Regions from separate parts of the Mus musculus genome. Here all the other regions are linked to region 3. A link is a contact called in ENCODE Hi-C or POLR2A ChIA-PET data. All regions are on one chromosome and are shown on one strand. Each heading gives the region's core, a stretch centred on a gene start or an enhancer-like site at or near the end of the contact. The rest is flanking DNA. Distances are from core to core; before and after follow the strand shown. Region 1 holds the start of Kifbp (kinesin family binding protein). Region 2 holds the start of Rufy2 (RUN and FYVE domain-containing 2). Region 3 holds the start of Ccar1 (cell division cycle and apoptosis regulator 1).

Region 1 (2,816 bases), core at 253-2,752, 210 kb before region 3:
CCTGGTACACATATCTGGACTGGAGGATGAAACCATCTATAACCCTAAGAAAGTAACCTGGCACAACAGAGTCCGACATTATCTGTCTTTTTTCCCCCATAGTGTGGAGATGAAACCTGGAGCACTAGGTAAATGCTGTACCACTGAGCTACACCCAAGGGCCTGGAAAACTCTACCCACTATTTGAATTTTGAAATGTTATGTTCTCCAGAGCAGAAAGTCGCACTTGCTGCTTATAAAAATGTAAAGGATGGAAGGTGAGATCAGTTTGGACCAGATAGAGTTAGTCCAAACAAGAGTTCCGATAACCTCAGCAGGGAGGCTGAGGTGGGGGGATCATGGGTTAAAGGCAGCCTGGGCTACAAGACTCTGAAAGGAAAAGGGGGAGGGGGTCCTAGCACTCAGGAGGTGAAGACAGTCGAAGTTAAGCATTGCAGACACAAATGGATGTCTAAACACAAACAAAAAATAAAAAGTTATTAAAAGGTTGTCGAGACAGTTTAAGGAAAAGGTACGAATTCCTTGCTGAGCAAACAAGATGAATGTGGTAAAGAATAAAGTTTTAAGATTTTGGCCATTAACAACAACAACATTTAAGATTGGATCATTCTTGCGATCCCTTGTCCTGTTCATTCCATTCGAATCCCGTTGGATTATTTCTTCACAGAATGAAACTAAGCTTGTCATTGGGTTGGGAGGCGCTGATTCGGACGCTTAGGTTTTCTGCCCAGGATTACGGAAAGTAGCAAGTGAGGCTGGAGTAGGCGGCGAGAACTCAGAGGGAGTTGGTAGGCAGATGGAGGGTAGGTGTTATGACAAATTAAAAGGGACTAAACTTCGCTATGAAACCCAGGCTAGCCAAGAACCCAAAGCAATCCTCCTGCCGCAGCCTCCCTAGTACTGGAATTTCAGGCCGGGTGTTGTGCAATGCTGGGGACTGAACCAACTGAGAGACGTGCGCAGCCAGGAGGAGCGTTTTGGATGCAGAACTCCCGCCTCAGCATCTCACCTGCGCCTGGATGTAGAGAGACACACAGCCGAGCGACAGGCGGTAGGGGCGCAGCAACGACAGGCACCTGACCAGATGCTCCTCGCCGGCAGACAGTTCCTCCGTGTCGATGTGGTTCACACCAAGGTGGAACTCGACCACCGCGAGGCGCAGCGCCCGCTGCGCTCCGGGGCCCTCAGCCTCCCGGGGCTCACCCGCGCCCAAGGCCTGGTCGCCCGGCCCATCGTCAGCAGCCGGCTCGTCCTCGTCCTCGGGCGCCGGGCCCAGCAGCGCGCGCACCTCCTCCAACAGCGCGCGCGCGCCGTACTTGGACTTGTACGGCTCCTTCTCCGGGTTCTTGTGCAGCTCCACCCGCGACAGGGCCAGCGCTGCCTGGAACTTCTCGCGGATCTCTGGCCCCGGAGCGTTCGCCATCGCGGCCTGAGCTGACGGCCGCCTCCCCGTCCGTGGACCAGCAGCCACTGGAGGCCTCCGCGTTGCGACACTTCATTTACGACGTGTCGTGACTGTGGAGCGCCGACCAATGAAGTCGGTAGAGGGGAGCGCTAGACGCTCGGCAGCAGCCAATGGGAGGATGTTCTGGTCGCCACAACAGCCGTCGTCAAGGAAACGAAGCTGTCAGGGAATACAGAGCCTTCCGCTGCTACCCTTGAGCAGTATGGCTTCTCCTGCTTCATCCCAAAATGTAGTTTATACAAAAATGTTCAGAATCAGAATGATTCTTAGGGGTAAGGTACTAGCCTATCGTAAAGTCAATCCCTAGCTTAAATGAAATTTAACACTAACATCTTTCGATAACTGCTCAAGTTCATAGGCAAGAATCTTTCACCACTAATGTATTACGCTATCACAGTTAAAAATTATAGTTGTAGGAAACTACAACCCAGGTACCCAGGTCTCAGGGATCAAATTCAGATCCTCAGGCTCAGCCTCCGCAGCCTTTACTTACTAGAGCCACCTCACACCACCACCGCCCAGTCCCTGAAAATTCTATAAAGGCTCTGAGCTAGGCATGGTGCCAATTATCTGCAGGCTGACACAGGGGCCAGTGTTGATATGTATTGTAATGCTAAATTCTGTAGCCTATGATTAAATTCTCATGCTTACCAGCTTTTGTTGTACAAACTTTATTCCTTAATTTAAAACTTAATTTGGTTAAATAAAAATGGCTACAGCTAGCCGGGCGTGGTGGCGCACGCCTTTAATCCCAGCACTCGGGAGGCAGAGGCAGGCGGATTTCTGAGTTCGAGGCCAGCCTGGTCTACAAAGTGAGCTCCAGGACAGCCAGGGCTATACAGAGAAACCCTGTCTCGAAAAACCAAAAAAAAAAAAAAAAAAAAAAAATGGCTACAGCTGCCGGGCGTGGTGGCACACGCTTTTAATCCCAGCACTGGGGAGGCAGAAGCAGGCGGATTTCTGAGTACAAGGCTAGCCTGGTCTACAAAGTTCAGGACAGCCAGGGCTACACAGAAATCCTGTCTCGAAATAACAAAAACAAACAACAAAGGCTACAGCTAATAACTGCAGGGATCAGAGGTAGGTGGGTTTCCTTGTTGAGCATTGGAGAGAGTAGAACAAGAGCCAGGAGAGATGGACCATGAGCACACGGCAGGAGAAACAGCAATTACTTGGGGGAACACTGCTGGGAAAGAAGCCAGGTCAGCAGTTGGAAAAATAGATTAGAGATTATCCCCCAGTAATTGTCAAAGCCAAATAAAATAACCATAGTGTGAGTCTCACTTATTTGTAAGCTGGTCAGGGATAAGCTCAGAATTGGTTGTGCTACAAGTCTACATAGTTCCAAGAC
Region 2 (2,870 bases), core at 16-2,515, 190 kb after region 3:
CATTCATGTGTGTGTGTGTGCCTGTGCATTTTTTAAAAGACAGCCCTGTATAACCCAGGCTGGCCTTGAAATCTCGAATGTCTGGGAGAATGATCTTGAACTGTGTTGTACAGGACTGAGTCAAAACTACCACTGTTTTCAGCAAACTGGCCTACATCTGCTTGCAAAAGATCACAGCTGGGCAAGTTGACTTGAATTCCCTCATAGGAGGGCAGGGAGGGAGGGTCATGGGACCTTCACAGGAACAACCAGTCTTTCTCTTGCAAGCTGTTGTATGCAATTCTACCCTAACTGCAAATGGCCTTAGGGAGGAACTAACATATAGGAAGGGAGGGGCTAGTGGAGGGGTGACTATCTGCAGCCAGGAAGGAGTCATCATTCCTAGAGGGATTTCGAAGTCCTCCCCAGTATCCCCCATAACTCACTGCTTCTTCAGCGGGAACGGTGTTAATCATTTTTGGTGTGTCCTCAGAATTTTGGAAGCATTTGGTAGACGTTGTTTACACCTCACTAAGGAAAGGATTTTTTTTTTTTTTTTAAGCAACAAACACTCTAGGTCTTTCCTCCAACTCCTAAGAGTTGGTATTTTCTAGGTCCACCATACCCGCTTACAAAGTATCACATTTTGTTACATGGAACTGGGGTCTTGTGTCTTTCCTCCAACTCCTAAGAGTTGGTATTTTCTAGGTCCACCATACCCACTTACAAAGTATCACATTTTGTTACATGCAACAGGGGTTTTGTAGCTATCCTTAGACGACCTGGCACTTGTTAGGTAGCTCAGAGTAACCTCAAGGTCCTAGCAGTCCTCCTGCGTCCACTCCTGTTGAGTGCTGGGGTTAGCAGCTGGATTTAGTGTCTTCCTTTGAGACTAGGCGAGCTTCAAATCCATTATGTAAGTGAGCCTGGTCTTCAACTACGGATCCATCTAACTCCCATCTCTCAAATGCTGGCATTACAAGCCGCCGGCTCTGCTAATTGTGTGAGGTTTTCTAAAATCTGTCGGCTAGCTCCGAGTCGGCCGGTGTGTTCCTTAAACCCATCCAGCCTGCAAGGATGAAACCTTGACAGGTAGCTTGAGGCCCGCATCTACATCCTCCCTTGGCGCTGTGCCCCAGGTCCCCGTCACGCCTCTTTCTCTGACGCTGTCAGGGTTGGTCAAATGGGGGTTGGGGTGGGGGTGGGGGTGATCGGCGGGGACCAGCTTCACGCGGCCGTGGCGTCCTCCCGCCGCCAGGGGCGCTGTGGCAGCGCCGAGCCGGGCCAGACGCGGTGGCCGCCGCGCGCCTGCGGGGAGCTGCTGACCCGCTCCGCGAGCCCGTGTCCCGCACGCACCGCCGCCATGGGTAAGGGCAGCAGCCGGGGTCACCATCCTTCGCTTGGGTCACGCAGTCACCCGGGAACCGGGGGCTCCCGGGGTCTCCATGGCAACGTCCGCCCGCCCGCATCCCTGCGCCCCGCCCGCCCTGGGGCCTGGCGGCTGGGGTCGGCGGACGGGCGGGGACCAGGGCGTCCAGGGACAGGGATGGCTTCCCAGTCACGCGGATGCAGGGCGGAAGGCTGGGGAGGGGAGCGGTGTAGTGCCAGGAGCGCGCTCCGCGGGGCCCCCTTGCAGGCTGGGGGCGCAGAGGGAGCGGGGCCGCCTCTAGGGACTGCCGAGGAGCCCCACCTGCGGTCGCTGCTGCACAGCCGCTGTCCTAGGCTCCTCCGGTGCAGGTTACAGGTTGTGATGAACACTCTTAAAAAGAGAATTCTGCCGATTATTAAACGTCAGGTGGTTTCACTTCGGGAGCGGGGGTGGACGGAGGGAATCACACCTCGACGGAGAGTGGAGGAAAAGATGTGGCCATATCCTTCATCACCCAGCCGGGCTGTTTCAGATTGCGGAGGAAGTCAGCCTAAGAGAGCTGGGATGCAAACCATAGCCAAGTGCCAGAGCAAGGGGACTCTTGTTTTGTTATTCGAAACGGGTTCTCACTGCATAGTCCTGGCTGTCCAGGAGCTAGCTATGTAGACCAGGCTGGACTCGAACTCAGAGATTCCCTCCTGCCTCTGCCTCCCAAATTCTGGAATTAAAGTGTGTCGCACCACGCCCAGCTGTTTTGTTTTGTTTTGAGTGGGCCACTAAATTGTGAACGCACTGACCACCTGGGTTTGTCATTTACTTGAAGGTTGTTTTTGAGACAGGTCTCTCTATATAGCATTGGCTGCCTCAGAACACTCTGTTTAGACCAGGCTGGACCCAAGAATCACAGACGCTGGGACTACAGAAACAGCTACATGGCAGAGTTCTCTGGAGATTAATAAATGTTAGGTTTGGTTTTCACATCTCTTTTGCTATCTTCGCAGAAAAATATTTGTGCCACTCGGCAGTGTTTAGAGTGTTGGGGGAACAGCTGGTTTAAAAAAAATTATTTTTATTTTTAATGAGTGTGTACCTGAGTGTAGGGGCCTCCAGAGGCGTCGGGTCTCCCTGGAGTTGGAGTTAAGCGCTTACCACAGGTATGGGGAATTAACCTCTTTCCAGCCCGTACTAGAATTTTTTTCTTTCCTTTTTTTTTTTTTTTTTCTTTTCTTTTGACCTGGGAGTTGTGTTTTTTTCGAGACAGGGTCTTACTGTGTAACCCTGGCCGGCCTGGAACCAATCTCCTAGTTGCTTAGGTCAAAGGCACAGAAGACTACCTTGGGTTTGTCAAAATATTTTGATTTTTTTTTTTTTTTTCTGTTGTTGTTGTTTTCCCTGTGATGTTTGTTCTGGGAGATTCTGGAATCTGATAACTTTACCTTTTATTTTGTTGCTAGTGTATTTTGATTTTTTTTTTTTTTGAGACAGTTTTAATATGTGGGCCTGGCTGTCCTCACTCTGTAGA
Region 3 (2,700 bases), core at 134-2,633:
CTGAGCCATGATGCAAGGGGGGGAAAACTTTCACTTGTTTCCCTTCTATAGCAGATACCTATAAAGGATATAGGAAAAGGCTAGTTTAGAGAAATCATTGATATATTAAAGACACGTTCCAAACAAGAACCAACCGAAGTGTGCAACAGAACATTTGAAATAAAACGCACAACCAGCCTATCAACAGATCACTTGTGCATACTCTATTTAAAAGATATCCTTGGGGCTGACTTAAAGGAACTTCCTTCAGTAACTACAAGGTCATTTCCTAAAAAGGTCTGCCCGAGCTTAGTGGCAAAGCCTTTAATCCCCTCCCAACCCATCCCTCCAGAGGCAGAGTCAGGCGGATCTCTATAAACTCCAGGCCAGCATGATTTATATGACATTACAAACCAGCTAGGGCTAGATACAGAGCCTCTCTCTCTGGGGACAAACGAACTTATAGACGCAGCAAGTACAGCCTGCGTGTTTCTTTGGGCGATGGTCTGAGGTCCTGCAGTGGGGTTAAATCAATAACGGAAACTGCGTCGAGACCCCCCCTCCCCCATAAAGGTATTGGCAGATACCATCTCAATAACGAACATTACTTTAAGGGCTAGGAAGTCACTATGGCCTTTGTCACCCTAGTCTCCACTCCGGGAGTGGGGAGGCAGTTGGGAGGACGCGCGGCTCCAAAAGAACCACTGCGAAGACCCCGGCTCAAAAACCCAAGAGAAAAGGAAAAGATGGGCCTGGCATCCCGGGGTGAGGACACTCATCTTCCTCCCACGCGCCGGCCGTGAAAGATGGAAGGCAGCGCCCCAGGCCGCGGCCACTGGGGCCCGCGGGTCGTCGCAGTCCCCGAGGTCCCCGGGCCGGTCTGAGAGAACCTCCAAGCGCTGGAAACGCTCGCCGCCGCCGCCCGGGGCCGGGTCTCAGCGGCGGGGCAGCGCGGGCCGGAGGACGCACGGCCTCCGGCCTGGCCCGGCCCAGTCGAAGGGGCGCAGGCCGCACCTGAGGGGCCTGGAGCCGCTGCGCTGGGGGCAGGGCGCGGCGCGTGGGGCCTACTCCGACCCGCACAAAAGGGACCGCGTCCCTCGCCCGCCGGCCCCGCGGCGTCCGCCATCACACACCCACCCGCCACCGCCACATCACTCGCTCCCTACCCCTCCGCTGACCGGCTGCCAACGAACGGAAGCAACCCGCCGCGGCCTCCCACCGCGCCACACCAAAACACTGACCAGACCTTCACCTGAGTCTGGCCCGGGTTAACCGAGAAGCCATTTCAAACCCGTCAAGCTCAGGCGCATGCGCAGACTGCTTTCCCCTCCAACCCCCCTGCCTACGCCGCACCGCCTCCCGGTTCCGAGAGGAACGGGCGCGTGCGCGAAAAAAGTTCGGCGTGCGCGCTCCCCGCGAGTGCGTTCACTGGGGAGCGAGAGCGAGCCTCAGCCGGGTTACCTTGACTTCGCTGAACAATGAGCTGGCTGTCGCTCGCCTGCTCTGAGGCCAACGCTGTCCTTCCCTGGGAGAGAGAGGGAGAGCGAGCGGCAGTCACGTGGTCCGGCCGGTGTCGCCGCCGCCATCTTGTGGTCCCTCTATTCTTGTTTGGAACATGTTTGGAAGAATAAGCCTGTAAGAACTTCGTTGTTAGCGGGCAGTGGTGGCGCACGCCTTTAATCCCAGCACTCGAGAGGCAGAGGCAGGCGGATTTCTGAGTTCGAGGCCAGCCTGGTCTACAGAGTGAGTTCCAAAACAGTCAGGGTTATACAGACATATCCTGTCTCGAAGAACAAAAAAAAAAAATTTTTTTTTGTTTACATTCTTTTCATTTTTAGAGGGTTTTGCCTCCATGATTTATGCGCACAGGTGTGGGCTTGGTGCCCCTGGAGCTGAGAAGACGACAGATCCCCCGAAACTAGAGTTCCTGACCGGTGTGAACCACCCCGTGGGTGCTGATAATCAATCCCAGGTCCTGAGAACAGAGATTAGTGCTTTTAACCGCAGTGCCATCTCCTCGGGATTAAGGCTGGAATGTGTAAAAGCGAACAACTGAGTGGATTTTAATACACTGAGTGCAGGCCATCATCACCCCTAGTATTTGAAGACCCTACTGAAAAGAAACAGCTGGAGGATTTGGGGGGCGAGAGGGAGTGGAAAGGTTGGGGGATGGGGGAAGTGCACACCTCTAATCCCAGCGCTCAAGAGGCAGAGGCAGACACAGCCAGGGCAACACAGATAAACCCTGTCTCAAAAAATGAAAGACAGAGCTATTATTAAGTCATTTTCTAATTTTGTCCTACACCTGCTGGTGACATCTAGTCAAATTCTCAACATGAAATAGCTTATGCTAGGAATCCCACATAAGATTAGCTGAGCCAAGCATGATCAGGTGGTGACCTGTAATCTAACACTTGGGAGGGAGGGGAAGGGAGGATCAGGAGTTCAAGGCCAGCCTGGACTGTGTAACACCTTATCTCATCAAACCCAATAGGATAAAATATATAGCTTTTTCTGTGGTTCCTTGTATTTTTTCCCTTAAATTTTATGAACACAGGATCACATAGGTACACGTTCTTTAATATTTTTCAAACCACAAGGGTCCTTTCTCCCACTTAAGTAAAACTTACAGAAGTTGGGTAAAATGTAACTCCTTTGTCCTTACTAATTCTGTCCTGACCTTCAAACTATTAGAATATAGTCATCACACTATAGTAATTT

What was found. Hi-C counts contacts between places; a loop is a spot of excess contacts on that map. ChIA-PET counts read pairs that join two places held with the same protein, here RNA polymerase II (POLR2A).
Region 1: POLR2A ChIA-PET joins it to region 3 with 10 read pairs in Patski. The contact joins the promoter of Kifbp here to the promoter of Ccar1 in region 3. POLR2A ChIA-PET finds 5 or more read pairs at or near these places in 2 of 5 experiments (Patski and embryonic stem cell).
Region 2: POLR2A ChIA-PET joins it to region 3 with 13 read pairs in Patski. The contact joins the promoter of Rufy2 here to the promoter of Ccar1 in region 3. A Hi-C loop is called at or near these places in 1 of 37 maps with a recorded cell type or tissue (adrenal gland). POLR2A ChIA-PET finds 5 or more read pairs at or near these places in 2 of 5 experiments (Patski and embryonic stem cell).

The regions. Positions count from the first base shown.
Region 1 is chr10:62,576,955-62,579,770 of GRCm38, forward strand. Kifbp (kinesin family binding protein) reads right to left here and starts at 1,503. Exons shown (of 7, transcript NM_028197.2): 1 at 1,010-1,503. The coding sequence starts at 1,423.
Region 2 is chr10:62,978,987-62,981,856 of GRCm38, forward strand. It overlaps Rufy2 (RUN and FYVE domain-containing 2), which reads left to right and starts at 1,266. Exons shown (of 18, transcript NM_027425.4): 1 at 1,266-1,346. The coding sequence starts at 1,343.
Region 3 is chr10:62,790,985-62,793,684 of GRCm38, forward strand. It overlaps Ccar1 (cell division cycle and apoptosis regulator 1), which reads right to left and starts at 1,384. Exons shown (of 25, transcript NM_026201.3): 1 at 1,232-1,384; 2 at 1-58. The coding sequence starts at 9.